2 separate regions of the Homo sapiens genome follow, and region 2 is linked to region 1. The links are chromatin loops, found by intact Hi-C in ENCODE. Cell type or tissue: HepG2. All regions are shown on one strand. Links, peaks and the distances in the headings refer to the core of each region. The heading gives the core; the rest is flanking DNA. Region 1 overlaps BMP2K (BMP2 inducible kinase). Region 2 overlaps FRAS1 (Fraser extracellular matrix complex subunit 1).

The links. Peaks named below come from ENCODE experiments on the same cell type or tissue, not always from the same donor. Only the 100,000 strongest peaks of a DNase experiment are listed, where the experiment ranks them.
Region 2: it touches region 1 in a loop (15-fold over the local background); 15 of 110 quality-filtered maps call a loop at or near these places.

What each region holds. Positions count from the first base shown.
Region 1 is chr4:78,859,181-78,869,951 of GRCh38, reverse strand. It overlaps BMP2K (BMP2 inducible kinase), which reads right to left. Exons shown (of 16, transcript NM_198892.2): 8 at 10,265-10,368; 9 at 8,484-8,563; 10 at 4,232-4,395. Among named protein-coding and RNA genes, the nearest start is that of PAQR3, 75 kb to the left of the region's middle. RefSeq lists an enhancer at 7,203-7,497. In HepG2, for the core only: a CTCF peak has its summit at 5,339 (motif pointing right); DNase peaks (open chromatin) are centred at 5,351 and 7,331.
Region 2 is chr4:78,508,273-78,519,043 of GRCh38, reverse strand. It overlaps FRAS1 (Fraser extracellular matrix complex subunit 1), which reads right to left. Exons shown (of 74, transcript NM_025074.7): 63 at 10,038-10,313; 64 at 7,538-7,770; 65 at 5,492-5,652; 66 at 3,031-3,245. Among named protein-coding and RNA genes, the nearest start is that of ANXA3, 38 kb to the left of the region's middle. In HepG2, for the core only: a CTCF peak has its summit at 1,800 (motif pointing right); a DNase peak (open chromatin) is centred at 5,403.

The DNA of each region.
Region 1 (10,771 bases), core at 1,155-9,154:
AGAAGGGTTCTTTTTTCATCAATGTTAGTATCCTCAAACGTCCTCAGACCTAAGTACAACAGCTTTATGAAAATAGTTTTATAACTATTTCTAACTTTTCTAATTATAAGGAAATGCATGTTCATTTTAATTATCCTTGAAAATACTTATAAAAATGTAAGTTAAAAAATGAAAATCACAATTCCACCACACAGATACAACCATCATTAGCCTTTAAGTGTATTTCTTTCCAGTTGAAAGAGTACTAAAATAACTACTCAAAAATCATTCACCTTGAAAATTTTTATTTTTTAATTGGCAAATAATAATTGTACATATTCATGGAGTACATATTGATGTTTTGATACATATTTTGCATAGTGATCAGATCAGGATAATTAGCAAAACGGTCACTGCAAGCATTGTCATTTTTTTGTGTGTGTTGGGAACACTCAATATCCTCTTTCTACCTATTTGAAATTATACAAAATATTGTTAACTAGTCATTCTACAGTGGTATAGAATGCTAGGATTTATTCTTCCTATCTAGCTAAAATTTTATATCCTTCAGTAAATCTCTCCCTACCCCTCACTTCCCTCTATCCTTCCAGCCTTTAGTATATTTTATCTCCTTGAAAATTTAATAACAACAGCCCCCTAAGTAACTTATAGGTTAAAAAAAAAAATCACAAAGGGGCCAACGTAGAGCTCAGGCTGTGGCTTCAGAGAGTGGAAGCCCCAACCCTTAGCAGCTTCCATTTGGTGTTGAGCCTGTGGGTGCACAGAAGTCAAGAACTGAGGTTTGGGAACCTTGGCCTAGATTTTGGAAGATACATGGAAATGCCTGGATATGCAAGCAAAAGTTTGCTGCAGGGGCAGGGCCCTTATGGGGAACCTCTGCTAGGGCAGTGCAGAAGGGAAATGTGGGGTCAAAGTCCCCACAAAGAGTCTCTACTGGGGCACTGCCTAGTGGAGCTGTGAGAAGAGGGCCACCATCCTCCAGACCCCAGAATAGTAGATCCACCTACAGCTTGCAACATGCGCCTGAAAAAGCTGCTGATACTCAACGGCCAGCCCATGAAAGCCGCCGGGAGAGACACTGTACTCTGCAAAGCCACAGGGGAGGAGCTGCCCAAGACCATGGGAACCCACCTTTTGCATCAGCATGACCTGGATGTGAGACCTGGAGTCACAGGAGATCATTTTGGAGCTTTTAAATTGGACCACCCCACTGGATTTCAGACTTGTATGGGCGCTGTAACCCCTTTGTTTTGGCCAATTTCTCCCATTTGGAACGGCTGTATCTACCCAATACCTTATCCCCATTGTATCTATGAAGTAACTAGCTTGCTTTTGATTTTACAGACTCATAGGTGGAAGGGACTTGCCCTGTCTCAGAGGAGACCTTGGACTGTGGACTTTTGGGTTAATGCTGAAATGAGTTATGACTTTGGAGGACTGTTGGGAAGGCATGATTGGTTTTGAAATGTGAGGACATGAGATTTGGAGGGGTCAGGGGTAGAATGATATGGTTTGACTTTGTCCCCACCCAAATCACAACTTGAATTGTATCTCACAGAATTCCCATGTTGTAGGACGGACCCAGGGGGAGGTAACTGAATCACGGGGGCGTCTTTCTTGTGATAGTGAATAAGTCTCATGAGATCTGACGGGTTTATCAGGGGTTTCTGCTTTTGCTTCCTCCTCATTTTCTCTTGTTGCCGCCATGTAAGAAGTGCCTTTCACCACCCGCCATGATTCTGAGGCCTCCCCAGCCGTGTGGAAATGCAAGTCCAATTAAACCTCTTTTTTTCCCCCAGTTTCTGGAATGTCTTTATCAGCAGCATGAAAACGAACTAATACGTATGTATAGTATGACTCCATTTATTTTATTTTATTTACTTACTATTTTTGAGACAGAGTCTTGCTCTGTTGCCCAGCCTGGAGTGCAGTGGCATGATCTTGGCTTACTGCAACCTCCACCTCCTGGGTTCAAGTGACTCTTGTGCCTCAGCCTCCCAAGTAGCTGGGATTACAGGCATATGCCACTACACCCAGCTAATTTTTGTACTTTTAGTAGAGATGGGGTTTTGCCATGTTGGCCAGGCTGGTCTCGAACTCCTGGCCTCAAGTGATCCACCCAACTCGGCCTCTCAAAGTGTTGGGATTACAGGCAGTGAGCCACCATGCCCGGCCTCCATTTATTTTAAATACAACATGAATTATTTATATCTGTATATACACATGTAAAAACATAAAAAAGGACTGGGAAGATGACCATTAAACAGCGCTGGTTAACTCTGGGAAGAAAATGGAGGGAGACATTTACATTTTCACTGAATACTACTGTATAATCCGAATATTTTAAAATACAATACTCACGTGTTAATTTTTGTATTATTTTTAAAGGGTGAAGAAATGTTAAAAAAAAATGCACTTATTGGGGGAAAAAGCGGAACATTTTTCCAACTTAAGCTGAAAGCATGTAAGAAAGAGAAACACGGCCCCTGACATCAGGATTAGGCCTGGCAATCACAGCTAAGTCTTGGTGCTCTCCTGTTGAATAATCTCATACAACATTAGACAAGGACACTATGACTTTGATGGATCAAAATAAGACCACTCCAAAATCATGTCTGAACAGCGACAAAACCATGAACATTGTCCAAACCCCAAAAATGCCTCAACATCTTTAGCTACTGAGGCTTTAGCTTCCTTCTTTCTAGACAAAATTTATATTAAGAAACCTAAACATATCATAACACCTCTTGCTTTTTTTTCTTTTTTTCTTTTTTTTTTTTGAGACAGAGTCTCATTCTGTCACCCAGGCTGGTGTGCAGCAGTGAGATCTTGGCTCACTGCAATCTCCATCTACTGGGTCCAAGGGATCCTCTGCCCCTCAGCCTCCCCAGTAGCTGGGACTACAGGTGTGTACCACCATGCCATTGCTCAGGCTGGTCTTGAACTCCTGGCCTCAAGCAATTCGACCTGCCTTGGCCCCCCAAAGTGCTGGGATTACAAGCATGAGCCACTGCACCCAGCTTCATATGCCCTCTTCTTGACAGTATCCAATACAGAGCAAAGCCTACTTCCCTTTGAGTTCGAGACCAGCCTGCCAACACGGTGAAACCCCATCTCCACTAAAAGTACAAAAATTAGCTGGGTGTGGTGGCAGGCCCCTGTAATCCCAGCTACTTGGAAGGCTGAGGCAGGAGAATGGCTTGAACCCAGGAGGCGGAGGTTGCAGTGAGCCGAGATCGTGCTATTGCACTCCAGCCTGGGGGACAAGAGTGAGACTTCATCTCAAAAAAATAAATAAATAAAAAATAAAAACATCACCTTTCCTGAACATATACTTTACTTGATAGTAACAACAGTAGTTAATAGTTAACATTTATCAAAGGCATACCGTGTATCAGGTAGCACATTAAACAGCCATTTAATCCTCCCAATAATCCTATTAAGATAGGTACTAGTACTTTTAGAAGCTATATTACTAAAAAATGGGAGAAATAGGACTCAAATCAGGTTCGTGAGACTCAAAACGTACACTCTTAACCATTAGGGTATCCTCATTAAAAACATTTTAACATTAAAACACGACAGATTTATCATGAAATAAAGTGCAAAACAGGATTTCTTTAAGGTGAGTCTTCAGGTTATACTCCCAGATCCTTGAGAAAAATAAGTTTACTCAAATGTTACGGACATTTCTTTGGGGGGAAAAATTTTTTTTAAGTACCACACTGTACCATAATGCTTAGGAGATACTTTAGATGAGTAAATTTTTCTCAAAATCAGGTAAGTTTTTATGTTGTAATGTCCATATGGATGGTTCAAGATAGCCCTTCACCAAGGCTCTAGGTGCAATACAAAGACATAAACTTTGTAAGACTAGTGTTTCAACTTTCTTTCTCATATAACATAGACTTTTTCCATACCGTTGAACTTTATTCCCAACCTCAAACCCTATTAGTTGATGACTCTAGGGATAAGAGTTTGTATTTATAGTATCAAAGCAAATTGTGAGTTTTTTGTACCATACTTTTATATTGCCAGTAACTTCCCTTTGCCTACAACAATTGAATTGTTGAGAAACCAACTGAATTTATTAGACATCAATAGAAAGTTTCTGAAAGCATTATGTTATCTACTTTACAATATTAAGGATCACCTGAGGTCAGGAAATCAAATCATGAAAGGTTTATTAACATTAACCTTTAAGAGGATGAGGTTGGCGGGGCTCTATTACCTTTTGGTCTATGGTTACCGAATTCACCAGGAGCAAGGACTTTAACAGGTGTTGCTGAACTTTGAATGGTCAGCACACTGGGAGTGGCAGTAGTAGCAGAGTTGGCCTTTGGTCTTTGTCTTGGTGCAATTGAGGTTTCTGTTGGTCCAATGGTATCTGTTATTCTACAACAGAAGAATATATTTCATTCTAAATACTGGGATTATTTCTAATTTACTATTTATTCTATAAAGCATCCAACTCAACAGATACATTTTAACTATTACTGATAATCGCATTAGTCCTCATCTTTCTCCTAAGGCTCATTTTCAAGTATTAAACGTTTACTAAACACAGAAAAATAAATAAAACTAACAATTTTCCTTAAAACAGTACACAACCATTCATAATCTCCTACTGAAACCAGCAGAAAAAGAATATAGTCCCAGAAACTGCTCTTAAGGAGATGAAATGATACTGAAAGGAAATAAACAGAAACCTTTTCATAAGCTTTTGGACAAAACTGACAGCCACTCTCTGAACTTGTCAGGGAAATAAAAATAAGAAACAACAAGGAATAATCTCCCTTTACTTGGACTCCAAGGCATAAAAAAAGAAAAGACTGTGGCCTAGGGCACGTTAAACAAAATAAGCCAAAACTTTTAACAGATGCCACCTGCTCACATTCAACTTCTTGAATCTTTAACTTTGCTTTACTTAGAACACAGAATGGAAAGTATATAAAATTTATCCCACTAGGACTTAGTTTAGGCCCCAGATGTGAGTGGTTAAGCAGTAAACACAGTTTTGAAATCAAGAAACAATAAATATAATTTGAGAAGACACCAACATTTGCTTTTTTTAAAAAACAAAAAAGGTAAAATATTTATATATTTATCAACTTGCTTTCTATAAATTAAGTACAAAAACTCAAATACTTGTTAATAGGACCAAATGTTCACTTTCCAACAGGATTCACAATAAAATATCTTTATTAAATCCCCTTACACATTTTCAAGTGAATACTTAAAATTTTTACATACATATGATTTATGAAGCACACATCTGCTGCATTTGCATCTATCAACAAGTGCACAGATCCAGTTATTTCCCAATATCTGTGTGTACCACAAGAGGGAGCCCTATTAACAACTATCTTTCCAAGAGGTACCAAAAAAAAAAACGTGACACTGAATCAAAAGATCTTAGAATTATATGTATGCCGTTTTCTGAAAGTAACACTTAAGCTCTAGATGGGATGGGGATGGTAAAAGACATGAAAATTTAACTAATAGGCCAAATATATACAGATATTACATATATATATACACCGATATATATATCGGTGTATATATATATGTAATCAATTATATCTTGTTTTAATGATAATCAAGTATTTACTGACATTAAATTATTGATGTGGCATTACAATCAATGCTATACTCCCTAAGCTCAAGTAATTTGGGGGAAATATTGTACACAATCTCTCTCTTTAACTATCCATTCTGTATTAAACGGCTAGTACAGGCCAGACCTGATGTTGCCTTGTTGCTGGTCTAAACCCTCTTTACAGATTCACAACACACGTAGGCATAGCAAAAGCCCTAAGAAGCATATTAAAAGTCTGTATACTTTGTTCACTCTGATGTCTCTGTTTTATCAATACAGTAATATGTATTGTACATTTACTGATATCCAGCAAAACACTGCATAACACCCTGTCTTCAAAGAATTTACAGCATACCTAGGAAGACAGGGCATATGTTAGTGGAAATGTAATAAATATAAGATAGTAAAAATCATCAGTGCCAAGCTAGTGCTGTCAAGAATTTATGGAGATGTAATTGTACTTTTAACCTAATTTGGCTACAGAAGGCTTCAGGTAGAAACTGGGGTTTAAAATTTTCATAATAAGTTTGACTTTATTAGGCAGTGACAAAGAAACCAGGCATTCTATGTGAAGGAATGGGAAGAAAATGCCTGGGCAGATTAGGCATAGGGAAGATACAAAATCGACTGAAGTTAAAAACAGTAATTATTGCATCGATACTGCTGTACAGTCTCATTTTCACTATTACAACAGTCACAGAGCTGTTTTTCTGCTTCCCTTCTTTTCTCCTTGCCATCACCTGAACAAAATCATCACAGGTTTCCTAGAACTCAGACTCACACTCTCCTGCTTAAAATCCTTCAATGTTTCCATCTGCCAGGCCAGTGATTCTCAGTGTCTCAATCTTTAAGACATGTGTCAGATAAATTTCACATCTTAAACCATACTAAGAGCAGATGCAAAGTTTGGGGAGATGAGAGCGACCTTTTAAGAAGGCAAAGAATACCACAGATTGAAGGCAGCTGAGAAACCCACAGGCGCTTTTTGAAAACGTGGGTAATGAAACTGCTAGTAAATGATTTCTCCTCCCAAAATGTGCTCTTTACATGGAAAAAACTAAATTTTTTAATATTAAGCTTTGTATACATTTAGATTTTTTCAAGTTTTCACTAATATTCATAAAGAGTAAATTTATATTAGTAACCAATAAGTACCAATCAACCTTATTTTTTAATATACATAATGTTCAGATTTAACATACTATAAATAAGCACTGTGAATTTTAATAGCACTATTTCATTGTCTTGTAACTCTAAAGCTATAACTTGCATTAGGGTGAAAAAATAATCAAATCATCATTCTTGTTCAGCTGACTTACGCTTTTTTTAAAAATCTGCACCTACTTTCTCAAAGATTTAATTATTTACTAATTATTTTAAAAAACAGAAGTCACAATAAAATTCAACTGACAAATCCTACAATAATTCATAATTAACACTCAACTATAACAGTGGATGCTAATTAAAGCTATGTCATAGATAAGACCAATTGCTGTTCAACCTGGATTCCTGCAAGTTAGATATAACTTTACACCTTCACCTCTTCTCAAAAGAACATTTTGAAATTCAAGTGAATGAAGATATTTTTAAAGTAACACCATTTTTTAAAATAAGTCATTCGCAAATGAAATTTTAACAATGTATAAGTAACAGATCATTTACAACACAGTCACAACCAAGTCTCAAAGAGTAGAACTGACTAGAAGGTTGAAAATTAACTGACCTATAGGCCAAAGTCCAAATTTCTCAGCATGATATATAAACAAAGTTGTTCATGATTGGCATTTATCTACCTCTCCAGCTTCATTTCCCACTACTCCTGTATATGTCCCCTTTTGTCCTAGTCCTGTAGTTTCACAATAGTCATTCTTGCCTAAACTGCCTGCCTGCTATAATTTCACTCCACACCCTTCCAAGTGATTGACTATTCATCATTCAAGGAAGAGTGCAGCAACTCCCATCCGCAGGGAAAGCATCCTTTATGTGCTCCTGTTTTCTCTGTTCCCAGTCTTTCCCCTCCTCCACACTCTCAAAGTAGCCTAATATCTATCAGGTTGTAATCGTTTACTTGTCAATTAGAACGTGAACTCCTTGGAAATAAAAACTGCTTTTTTTTTCTTTGTGTTTAAATTGTCTACATCTTGCATATAAAAAGCATATGAACAAATATATTTTTGTATTGTGTAAACAAATAAACTTTGCATAAATAGCATACAATACAAAATTGCTGTGACCAAGAAATCTCCCCAAATGTAGTATTATACCTGTCTGATAATCTAAGATATAATCCTGCTTATTAACTTTTAAATTCAAAAAAGTGTGAGGGGGGGAAAAATCAATCATTAACAGATTCAGTCTTAACTTACATAATATAGTTCAAACTTATTATTAATATAATAAATACTCTGAAAAATAAGATTGAAAACATATACCAGCCTTAAAAAGTATTATAATCACTCATTACAAATTCTACAAAGTACATACATATTCTATATATTCTAGTTACCTGTAGGAGCTATTTTTTTCTTTCCTTAAATTAAAAAAATAAACATCTATAAACTCAAAACATAGTATTTCCTAAACTAGAGTTGCTATGTGATGAAAATGACAAATCCTGTCCAAAAAAAAGACCCGCTGTCACATCATCAGTTAAATAATCACTTGTCATAGAGTGAACAGTTCCAGTGAGATGATGCCAGACTCCTTATCTAATATTTTTAAAAGCTTATTTTGTATTTGCTATCTCAATTATACCACATACAATAAGCAACACAACATTCTTTGTGGATGAAGATGATATTTAATCAATTACACTTGCTAGGATTAAAAACAAGACCTATCATTTTTTTTAATGCCTTTTCAATTTCAGCATAGTTTTGCCTACCTGGCTTTTATTTGGCTTTTCCTAGCAGCTGCTTCACTAGCAGTCATCGGTTCAGGAAGAGCTGAAGGAATAGAAGAATTCTTGGAAGAAAAAAAATAAAACGTCTCATTTTAGTTTTTTATTTTAATTGCAGAAAGTTTTTGTAAGCTATGGATATATCATTGAACTTTAAAAGTACTATGAGACACTATTACTTTCACATCAGATACCTATAAATTATTCACATGTATTTGCCAGATCTAATCTGCAAATATCACTACATGTTACACAAATGTCAATTTCATATTCATGTGCCACAGAAACCTTGGAAAATAAGCAGAAGAACACCACTGTATCCATTTATAATTGGGTAAATCTTGAGTAAAAAGAAAGATTATATTACACTCGTAAATCAATAACTATTTTACATTTTGGAAAAAGCAACAAACACCAAGGATAAGAATTAAGTGTTGTTTCTACATACTACAGATAATTTTCAAGACACAGAATGTAAGGCCTGGAAAATGAGGGCAGAAGGCCTTGTTTATTTGTCTATACCCAATGTTTAGTTCTTTGTAGGTACTCAATAAATACTTGCTGAGTAAATGTCGAATGAGTCTACTTATCTACTTTTAGAACTGCAAAGCTTTCAGCTTCAACAGAGAAAAGAGTACATCAATATGGCGAGGGCTTCACAAAAAAAAAAAAAAAAAAAAAAAGGAAAGGTACCACATTCCTTCTTTTTTCTTAGTGGGGTAGATTAAGTTACACATAAAGGAAACCCTACAGAAACAGGTCAGGCCAGAATGATCTTTACAAAGTCAAGAATGGCTTATAATCAGTGATGATTGCAGAACCTTTATTAAGATTGGCAGAGACTTGCCATACACCATTCACCTAAAGTAGTTAAATGCACTGTACAGTCAGTGAATAAAATTGAAAGCTTTTGAATAATACTAACTATTGCCAACTGAGCACCTTCCATGGACTAGGCACTGGGTTTCACATGTAATCCTTATAATTACTATCCTTGTTTTACAGAAAAAGAAATGGACATTAAAGTAACTTACCAAAAGATTCAAAGTCAGTCACTGATAAGGACAAAACTGAATCTGGGTCTATTTACATTGCCTGTGCTTTTTAAAAAAAAACTTTTTTGTAGTTTTAGGGGATACAAGTGCAGCTTTGTTATAAGGATATACTGCATAATGGTGAAGTCTGGGCTTTTAGTATGACCATCACCCAAATAGTGTATATTGTACCCATTAGGTAACTTCTCATCCTTCATCCGCTTCCCACCTTTCTGACTTCCAATGTCTATTACTCCACTGTCTATATCTATGCGTACACATTGTTTAGTTCCCACTTAACAAGGCCTGTGCTCTTTATACCAAAGTTTCCCAAACTTACTCAGTTAACAGTGCTCCGTGTCTCAGTAATTGTTTACAACACTTCTAAGAAAAAAAAAAAAAAACTAACAGTCCTGTTTATTAAACTGTTAGGCCCAAATAACTTAATAAAATTAGTTTTGTGCTAAGTCAGAAAGATGTCCCTGTGTTTTCCTCAAAAATGCAAAATATTCTGCCTGAGTCTGCTGCAGCTCCCCAAGGTATCTCAGTGCATAGTTTGGGTACTGAAGCTTTATACCACAAATATCAAACACACAATCAGATCACTTGTCATGAAACAAGAAACTCTGAGTTTTAGCAACAGCAACAAAAAAAAAGTAACTCTGAAAGTAAATATATTCACATACGATAAAATGAATTTTAAATTCATATCCTACTTGAAAATCTACTTACATTGATGTTGGAGACTGGACAATCCTTTTTGGCAAATTTAAATGCAAAATATGACACTTGAAATATATCAGGTCTATGTTCCGGATCTGGTTCAAGCATGAACCCTGCAAGAATAGATCAAAATGTTAAGAAGTTTTATGAAACACACATTATACTACTTAGGGGCACATTATAAGGATAAAAAATATGTATTTTCTGTTCCACTCTAAGATCAGTGATGATTCTAGCAAACTTTATTAATGCCTACAGAAAATGCAGAAATTGCTATTTTATAAATAAAGCATTATCCCAAGCTAAGGGTAGATCAATCACAGAACAGCTCTACACTAGAAGTATGAATGACAAACTTGATTATTCTATTGAAAAAGTGACACAAAAGAAAAAGTGAGTTTAGTGAACACTGGGGAATTATTCAAGAAAGTTCCAAGGCCATAGTAAAAAGGTCCTTCAAGATAATTCTATTCAAAATAATTATTACTATTATCCAAAATACCTGTATTAATTTTT
Region 2 (10,771 bases), core at 1,729-9,728, 350 kb after region 1:
GTTGCTAGAAGATTTGGCTGAAATTTGAGAATATCACAATTATTCTCAAGGATCAACCCGGTGGATGTGGGATCTACCACTCAGTACAAACTCCCTGTATTGATCATTTGCCAGTGACCTGTGGGAGAGCCCAAGTCAACCATCATCAGGAAGATGCCCACATCCAGACGCCTGGGAGGAGCCTGTGCCTAACTCAGGATGTTTTAGTGAGTGCTCTCATCTCCTGCTCCAGGAACAAAGGGCCGGAGCATTGAAATCATATATAGGAAGCTCACCAATGGACAGCTCAGAGCTGCACGTACTTCAGTAATTTCCTGTCCCATGCTATGCTTTGGAAAGAGTTTTGAAAAGGCAGCATATCACATTTCCAAGAGAACATTTCTTCTAAGGAAGTTTGTGTTCCTGCTTTTAATTTGGCCCAATCATTTTCATTTTACTATGTAATGAACAAAACTGGATGGAAAGATAACAGAATGGTAGCAGAAGCTTTTGTGGTGAAGCTAGCTGTATATGTGTGTGTGAATGGGGAGTTAGTTCACACATTTTTAAAATATTTTTATACTTTTTTCCACAAATAAATAAATAAATAAATATATATATATATATATATATATATATATACACAACAAAAAAACTTAGCTTAAAACAATTTTATTTTATCATTGGCTAATTACTATAATATACTATGGGACTTATATTTTTCTTTTGTTTGAAAATACAGTATAAAGTGTTTCTATGGGTAATTAAGGAAAAAACCAAATGTTTTAATATTTTTCTAAAGTTTTTTTTTAATATTCAAAGTTGTCAGGGATTTAAAATTTGATGCCAACTTTCTCAAAAGACTCAACTAACTCCATACTCATTGAAAAATTCCATTTTGACATGCCTTACTTTGTTTGTTTGTTTGTTTGTTTGTTTGTTTTTCAAGAGATGGGGTCTCTCTCTGTAGCCCAGACTAGAATGCAGTGACTCCATCATAGCTCACTGCAGCTTCAACTTCCTGGCCTCCAGTGATCCTCCAGCCTCAGCCTCCCAAAGTACTGAGATTACAGGTATGAGCCACTGTTCCCAGCCCCTCTTTTTGTTCTTTTTAAAGAAAATTTCCAGATTGTATTTGGACCTTGTACCATGTTCTGTCCCTTATACACAGGTTTTGCTAAATACACCTGCTCCAATCACACTATCAGAACTTCAATAAAATCTCTAGCTGATTGGCAAAATTAATTTTTCCTCATTTGTTTTTGTTTATCCTCCTTTAGCCCTCATGATATTACTCACTAATCTTTAAAAAGAAAAAAAAACCCAACAAATATTTACTGCATGCCTATTCTACACCAGGCACACTGTGCAAGGCACCTTCTCATGTTGAGATTATTAGTACAATTTCAGAAGAGGTTCAGAGAGGTTATGTCTTGTCCAAGCCTGTTGATTGACAGCAAAAGGTACCAACTAGGCCTTAGTTCTAAGTTCTATATTCTTCCTATCATACGTCAGTAATTTCAATTATTTTCAAAGAAACAGACAACAACAAAATACTTCTGTGCATGTTTTTTCTGTGTTGGTTTAAAAGTGGGATTATATATAACAAATCCTTGTCTTTGAGTTTTTAAGCATATTCTGAATAAAAATATTCAAACAGTAATTACAGCAAAATCATAAAGAACAGAGAATACTAATTTTTGAAGGGCCAGGAAAGAAACAAAATCACTTAGTTTTGCATTTTCCAAAGTCAAAGTTTATACAACTGGAGAAATGGAAAACCGATGAACGCCTTAAAATTCTCTTCAGTAGATGGCAGTAGTGTGTACAAAATGAGAGGAAACCAGGCTGAGAGGCACCACAAAGAAAATGACAAATTTTAATCAAAGACACTTTCTCTAAATAATTACTGTAAATCCCTCTATAATTTCTCTCCTTCAGTGAGGATAAACCTGATTTGAAATGAAGAACAAACATCTAACTAGTTTTTAGCTCATTGAGATAACTGCTCAAAATTGGATAGAACCTGTTTTAGAATTAATTTTCCCATGAGGACAGATTAGCCTAGTCTCACTGGCCCTTTGATATAACCGCCCTTCTCTGACTCTGGCTTCTTGCTATAAATTTTTCAGTTGTCACTAATTGATATGGTTTGGCTCTGTGTCCCCACCCAAATCTCATCTTGAATTGTAATCCCCATAATCCCTACATGTCAAGGGAGGAACCAGATGGGAGGTGATTGGATCATGGGGGTGGTTTCCCTCATGCTGTTCTTGTGATAGTGAGTTCTCATGAGATCTGATGGTTTTATAAGGCAGTTTTCCTTGTTCTTGCTTGCTCTCTCTCACCTGCCACCATGTAAGACATGTCTGCTTCCCCTTTCACTATGATTATAAGTTTCCTGAGGCCTCTCCAGCCATGTGGAACTGTGAGTCAATTAAACCTCTTTTCTTTATAGATTACCAGTCTCTGGTTTGTCTTTATGGTAGTGTGAGAATAGACTAACACACTAATGTTTAATGGTAATATATATTTTAGAAAGTGTCTATTTTTGTGGGGGCTGGCAGTTTGGAACAGGTGTGAAATAAAAATGTTTTAAGCAATTATCTTTCCACAATGCATAGGACAACAGAGCTCTTCTTATCTTCTGAAAGACAGGCTGCATCATCTGACGCATTTTCCCAGGTGGGGAAGAGAATATATCAATGTAGTAATAACCCTAGCATCAAATGTAAATATTTTTGGCTTTCCAAAATATATGCATTATAAATACAAAAACATATATGCCTAGAGAAGTAAATATTGGATTTTTACATAAGTGAGTATGCCAGACAGTAAGTTTTTTCCACATTAACTTGATTTAGAGGACTTTGGGGGCCTTCTCTAGCTTCAGTGCTGCCAAGATCTTGCTTGAGGGACTTATAAAGAAGACTCCCTTAGTTGGTTGTCCCAGTTCTGGAGGCAAAGTGCTAATTGAAGTGCTTCAGGAACAAACAAGGTTGACCATGGCACCCATATGCAGAGTCCTCAGACAAGCCCCGGGGCACCTACCTGGAAGTCAGCGGTTACAGAGCCCCCACAGACGTCAATCAGCTCAGTCATGTCATAATAAGCATCAAAGGTCCACACGCAGCTCTTCAGGTTCAGGTGTTTGTAGAGCTGGATGGTCTTCGGCTCTCGCACGCTGGGGTCAAACTGGAAGGGGCGATCGTAGCCAGGCCCCAGGGCAGTGCTATCATAGACCACATCATCCAGGAACCCTGCCTCTGCCAGGGAGGGAAGAACAAGGAACGATAACTTGGTTTGTGGATGCCAAGGAGCAGGGTGGGGTGAAGAGCTCACCCTTTTGCACTAAAAGCACTTTCAATCACCTGAGACCCTACTAACAAAGCAACCCAGGGCTCCCAATGTGCAGGGAGAATGTGAGGGATCTTGGAAAGCGCTTGCTAACTGCTGTTGCCAGGTGTTGAATGGAGGACTCCACCTCTAAGAGACCACAGGAACCAGGGAGGAAAAGGTGAGCAAATGATACCATGAATGAAGGCGGCAGAACTTGGAAAGGAAAACTCTCTGAAGCTTTGCCTGTTATACCTGGCAAGTCTGGTCCTGTGCTTCATATATGTCCCCACCACTGCTGAAGAAATGGATTTACTGTATGGCTCATTCATTGGTGAATTATTATTTTAAGAGTGATTTTTAAAATTTCTTTTTTGAGACCCCATCTCAAAAAAAAAAAAAAAAGCCAGCATACCTACATTTGACTACTTCTTGCTCATACAGTTTCTGAACTCTTGTCGGGGGAAAGTCTTAATTTTTTGTTAGTGAGTAAATAGGTCACTAATGATGCCTGTAACTCTCACCTGTGCCAGGCAAAAATTATTTAATCAAATGCTGCCAAGCACATGAATGGCTCTAAATTAAGGGAGAACTTTATGCAGTAGGGAGCTGAACACAGACACAATTTTAGAATATGAGGGTTAAATTTTTTTTTTTTTTTGAGATGGAGTCTTACTCTGTCACCCAGACTGGAGTGCAATGGTGCGATCTCGGCTCACTGCAACCTCCGCCTCCTGGGTTCAAGCGATTCTCCTGTCTCAGCCTCCCGAGTAGCTGGGATTACAGGTGCACGTCACCACACCTGGCTAATTTTTTATGTTTTTAGTAGAGATGGGGTTTCACTGTGTTCCCCAGGCTGGTCTCAAACTCCTAAGCTCAGGCAATCCACCCGCCTCAGCCTCCCAAAGTGCTAGGATTACAGGCATGAGCCACTGCACCCGGCTGGGTTAAAATTTTTATAGTACTAAAAGCAACTGTAGTATTTTAAAAGGGTTGATAAATATCTTAGAATGCTTGAGACCCAGCACCTAGCCCTCTGCCCCATGATGACTAGGTACTCAATTAACATGTCTTGAATTTAATTGCTTTTAAGCAGGAACAGGTGCAAAGTTTAGTATTTAAACACAGTATGTCTCTTCCACTAGCTACAGATGTGGACCAATTAAACTTTCATATGTAGCTCAGTGATTTATAAATAATTTTCACTCAGCTAATTTCTACTGTATAAAGACCATCATGACCAAAAGTGATGCTTAATGAATATGAAAGAGAATATGAATGCATTTCTGTCTTCAAAAACACTGTTAAGTGTTTCATCATTTGTGAAAGGAGGAAATATGCATTTAATGTGCACTTGCTAAGGTAAATGGAAATGGACAGAATTCTTTGTAAAGTCAAATGTCTGCTGTGGTGAACACAGAGATGCGCTGCCTCAGCTGTCAGCTCCTTCAGCTCTGCGTCAGCTGCATATTGGCTCAGCCCAAGGTCATGCCCTTGCGGGGCAGCCTGCATCCAGTGACTTAGCTAGGTAGGCTATAAGGGTCTGGCTGTGTCAGCTGGAAGTAGGACAAGTCTCTCCAGAGCTCCCTGCCATGGCCGAGATGGCTTTTTCAGCCTGCATTGCAGCTTGACTTCTCCCTCTGCCCAATCCTGTTTCGCTCCTTCTCTTTCACAGATATTGATCCCTAATAAACATCTTGTAACCCCAAACTCCCTCTCAGCTCCTGCTTCTGGAGAACTCATCCTATACCATCTTCACTTCAGCTTTCTATAACAGGTTTTTGGAGCACCAATGTAAACATGCTCACTCTAAGGGAATGAAGACACTAAAATATACCATAGTAGGTGCTTTAAAAATGTCAACGCATTTAATCCTCATCTTGAGTGGTAGCAATTGTTATTCCCACTTTATAGACAACAGTGGCTCAGAAAGGTCAAACTATATTTGTTCAGTGGAATAAGGATTTGAACCAGTGTGATTCCAAAGTCCTTGTTTCTTCCTGTCCACTGCATTGACTGAACTGATGGCATTTGCATGTGTGCTAGAAGGAAAACCACTAATATGTGGATTCTGAGGACCAGAAAACATGAAAAGCAGTTCTCACTCTGGCATATCCTGAAAGTCAACTGCACTGGGCTAGCATGGAAAGACCAGTCCTGAACTTGTCAATCTCACCTGAGATGCCTCTCAGGTCATAGGTGGTAACTAAATTGGAGCAGACGTGCTGGTGTCTGTAGATGGACTCAGACAGTAGAAAATGTAAGTTGTGCAACGGCATGGTGGAGATAAGGGGCAGCATTCCATCCTGGTGTGGGATCTGCACCGAAATGTGGATTCTAGGGGGAAAAAGGCAGAAATAAATGTTTAGCTGACTGCTATAAATGGTCAATAGGACATACTTCTTTCTCATCACCTAATTTGTCTTCACCAATGAGCTACCATTTTTTTTTCTTCCTGAAGCTTTCCAGGTAGGATTTCTATCTGAACAGGGGGTATACATATACACATAGTATCATTGCTTCCCTCTAAGAGACCCTCCAGACAGAGGACTGATAGTAATCTAGAATTATAGATTTTTTTTCTATACAGGAAAAGATAACATCACAACCACAAATTACTTTAAAGCTCTCCTTTGCTTTTTAATGGAAACTCTGTTATTTCAGGAGCTAAAGCTGAGTGACTAGAGAGGGCCTGTTCCCCTGCTCTGTCACAGTGAATGTCTATGGAAGTTAGGTAAGGTTGACACTCACATTTCTTTTAAGTATTTGAGTCAAAAATATATCGTTGAGCTTTTAAACTCTAAAACCAATTCCTCTACCCAGCCAAATCTGAGAAACTACAATATCCAGCTACTTATACTGTCTCTCCTGACTGAAAACAGCCTTCTCTCTCCAGTCTGCCTGTAAGTCCTATCAGCACTACGTGTCCAGCCCCGCCAGCCTCAATCTGCAGTGTGCTGTTCCTTGATCTACATCCTCAGCTCTTAGGCAGCCTTTGGACCAGGAAATCTGTAACTTATTTATATTGGCTGCTATTTCTCAAATGTTTTCAGACTCTGTTTGTCTTGCCTCTCCACTATGAGGACAAGGAATATTTCCTTCACTTCTTTTGTTTCTCCAGGGCACATAGTATACAATTCTAAATAAGAAATGAGTTTAATAAATATTGGTTAAGACTGCAACATGATAGTACTTATGGGTTGCATTTTTGTCATTGTACCAGTTTAAACTTTGAGCGTGTTTACTGAAAGTGTGTTTTGAGTTTATATACTTGTCTCTCTGAGCAAAGAGTCACATTTTTAAGTAGAATCAGAACCCTGGAAGTGAAGAGGAGGGCCTTTTTTCTAGGAAGGGGTCACCAAGATACATTTTATTGTGTCAGGAAAGAAAGAAGCATGTACATATTCATTCAAACATGTTTTATTCATACAAAGGAACTCATTTTTCTGAGTTTATGAGCAACTGAGTTGTTCATAAAGGCACACACTTAAATACTATAGTGTTTAATAAATACGCATAACATACACAAATTCTTTTTTGCTATGCAAAAATGAAAACATCCATTTCCCATCATGGTGGCCCAGAAAAAAATTAAGTCCAATGTCTCCTAATTTCTACAATGTTATTATTCATTTGTTCAGTAGATATTTAGGAGTGCCTCTTAGATGCCAAGAAGCACTATACTGGCAGAAGATACTCAAAATACATACTCATGGTCTTCAGGCCTTACCATCTACTAAAGGGCAGAGAGAGTGAATGCTAATAATCTTCTAAAAGAAGCATATACAGGTGCCAGAGAAGCCAGGAGGGGAAGCCTCCAAATTAAATTAGGGGAGATGTTGGAAATGTCCCTAGAAGAGATGCCATGCAGTAGGTATTGTAGGACAGTAGGGTTCCGGCCAGTGGAAGGGGGTTAGGGAGAGTTGAGGTAACAGCATGGCAGAGATATGCAACCTGTAAGAGTCTGTAGCACTTGGGAAGTTACTCATGATTCCTTGTGGTTGGAATGGCCGGTGAAAATGACAAGGTGAGAGAAAGACTAGGAAGATAGGCAGGGGGCCCGAGCTTGAGGGACCTTCACAGATTTAAACTTTTACTGATGCATTCATCATCACATTTTTATCATGCAGAAGCATCCCTTATTGATTGTCCTGGGAAACACACAAAGGAGACCTGAGATTCACTTCAATCTATGTGTGGTGGAAGGCACCACCTGCCTGACCTGTTCGGATGCTCCTTATGTTTGACATCCAGGTATTTCAAGGTTGCGATGAAGGACTGAGCCTGGAAGCCTCTGGATGTCCCAGCCACCACTGGTGTGTGGCAGATAGCACTGTCTGTTCCAATGGTAACAATGTTGCTCCTTAAGGGGGTCCCCACATGGCCCACCTTGTCCACAGCCTTGGCCACACAACGCACATGGAACCTCCGGCTGAAGTAAATGCTGTCCAGGACCTAACAGGAAGAAAAAATCACCTCCAATGTGAGTACCCTACTTAAACAGCTCCTTACATGATCTGGTTCAAGTTAATCTGTAAAGATCATCCATCCACCCATCCATTGATTTTTCCATCTATTCATTCATTCATCACGTAATTATTGACTTTTAACTATGAACCAGACACTTGAGACAGATCAGTGAGTACTTATAGCCTAAGGGGGTAAGATAGTCAACAAGCAAGTAGACAGATGTGGAGCACAAACCCATAGATGAATGATTTCCATTAATAGTATTGTTCTCTTTATATACTAGGCTCAGCAGAAGGATGACCCAAGTGTTATTCAGGCTTCTAGCAAGACTGGTTGGCCTCCAAATCACTGTTGCTGAGAGCATGATGTCAGGAGACAGAGGAAATATGCTTCCTTCCCAGGAATTCTCATGGTCTCTTTATCCTACTGTTATCCTCCCTCGATCATCCCATCTCCCTACCCAGTGACCACACACTGCAAGGGTTATAATAACATGCAGGCTTGAAGCTGAGAACTTGGCCTCTGACACCTTCTAGTCTTTGAAGGTCTTTCCACAGATTCCTCCAAGTCCCCAAACATACAGAAGCCCTAAGAGTGCTTAACTCAATCTATGCAGAGGCAATGTAGGTCACCAGGACTCTTTAGGTTATGTGTGCATTTACATAGGGAAGTATATAACAAGAAAAATTAATCAGTAGTTCTGTGTGCCACAGACCTCTCACAAAGCAATCACACAAACTTATACATTTTACCCATGAAAACAATTTTCACTGAAGTCCATTAAAAACTAAAGAAAATTTTTCCATTAAACTTTTTTTTAATTAGCTGCCAATGCTTTACTTATTTATATATACATGAACTTAGTACAGAAGGGATTTGAGGCATCCTACAAGAATGCATATAATAGAATGGCATTAAATAAATAATTGAAGAAATCAAGATAAAGTGACGGAAACCAGGGTAAAGGGTATTAGTCACAAATTCATTGCAAGAAGAAAACCTGAAGCATAAAGTCATAAATTTATCTGTTAAAAATGTACATTTGGCTCCAACCAGACCACACCTCCTTTACAGTTTTGTTGAAGACAGAAATAGATACTTAAGAAACAACAAGCTGGTAATTCTTGCCATGTTGATTTTTTAATAATAGAGAAGACTATTTAAATTTGAACTAGGTTATGTTGCAAAAGAATTGCTCTTCAGGCCTTTCTGAATAAGCTGTGCCAAAGAGAGTGGGTATGAACGACCCTGCATTATCCAAAGCCTCCCATCTATGTCTAGTGGTTTTCCTCTGCTATTCATCCCAGTGAAGCTCTTATTACAGTGGGAATAAACTGTGGAATGAACAGGAAAATCTAGAGAAATTTGGTCTGAAAGAAATCTCTGATGTCTAAAATCATTCAGTGATATAATTTTAGGCAAGAATTGTTGGATGCTTACTACATGCCAGGTACTATATACTAAGCCTGAATCTCAACTGCTTTCAGCTCACTTTTGGAAGAGAACCAGCTTTATCAGTATGATGTGCAGGATCACTGTGGTGGGCTGTTTGTTAAGGTTGGGAAAACATACTATTCATTGTTCTCTGATGGTGTCAGGGGTGTTGGTCTCTAAGCTTTTTGAGGACAGCAACTGCTGCACAAATGTCTTTTCATGGCCTCCCATAGAGCTTTGTAACGTGCTGATCATTCAGCAACCATTCTATTCTTTTATTTAATAACTGGTCCCCTCTATGTGCCATCGATGTCCTGGCCATTTTGGGCCATGTTTCTACTGCATTACAGAAATGTGGTAGAAACTTTGGTTCATGTCCATAAGGAGTTATGTGTTAATACTTATTGAACGATTGGAGATACATTAATAGTAATCAACAGCGCCTATCTGGAGTTTTTCACTGACTTTGTCATTTATAGGTCACATTTTTCAATGACCTTGTCAAGTAGCCAAGCAAAAGAATTATTACTTTGCAGATCAGGAGACTGAGACTCAGAGAGATTAAGTAACCTCTTAACATTATTTAGTTTAAAACAGGCAGAACCAGAATTTGCAAACAGGTCTTCTAACTAGCTTAGTTTTCTATTACAGCATATAACCTTTTCTTATGTATAAGAGTAAAAAGACTGTGCACCTGCTTATTTGTTTTATTCCAAATGCCATGCATGGACCATAAGGAATTTGATTATCTGAGTAACAAAGAACAACACCAGTTCTCTCCCAGGGAGGGAGAACCAGGCCCAGACCCCCAGACCTACCATGTGGTTGACACTGGTGAATGGTGTGTTGTCAGTGATGGTTTCAAAGGGAGACCGGGCCCCATTGCCATCAGTGGGGGCAGCCACTTCCCAGCTGAACTGCACAGATGTCTGGTTGATGCCGGCCTCACTGCAGCGCTCCTTCATGACAGCGTATCTGGGGAAATGAGGGTCGCAGGGGGTGACACAGACCAGTGGGTAGCCTGGGGAGGGGGATTTCTTGACTCCTTCCTTGGTAACTTCTTCCACATGGTCATAGTCAGCAAGTGTGACCACCTGCGAAAGAGCAACAAAGCTTCAGTTCAGGTTGGGTATTGGCAAGGTCAGAGAACTAAGCCCCCTTTCTTTAGAGATCCACAAGATCTCTTAGTGTCTACAGGTTCTTTGAAATATAACAGGAGAAGTTTTTATAATTCTTTGCCAGGCATCCTTAAAAGATACTGCAGATCTTTAGTGGTGGAGAAGATTCTTCTACTGGTTGGGCTAGAAGCTTTATTATCCTTTTAGTTTTATTCCTAAATCAGAGCCCTATCACTCATGTAAAAAAATACTCTGATTTTCCTGCCCATTGGAACCAAAGCTGTATCATGAATAGCAGTTGCTAGTTTAAAGTTGCATTAAATAGTTGATGGTATATAGTAGAACATTTGGCAAAATAAGAGTAAATAGAGGTGGTATATTTCTTCCATGGCCAAATAAGAGACACATTTTGAAATAATCATCATTCTTTTCTA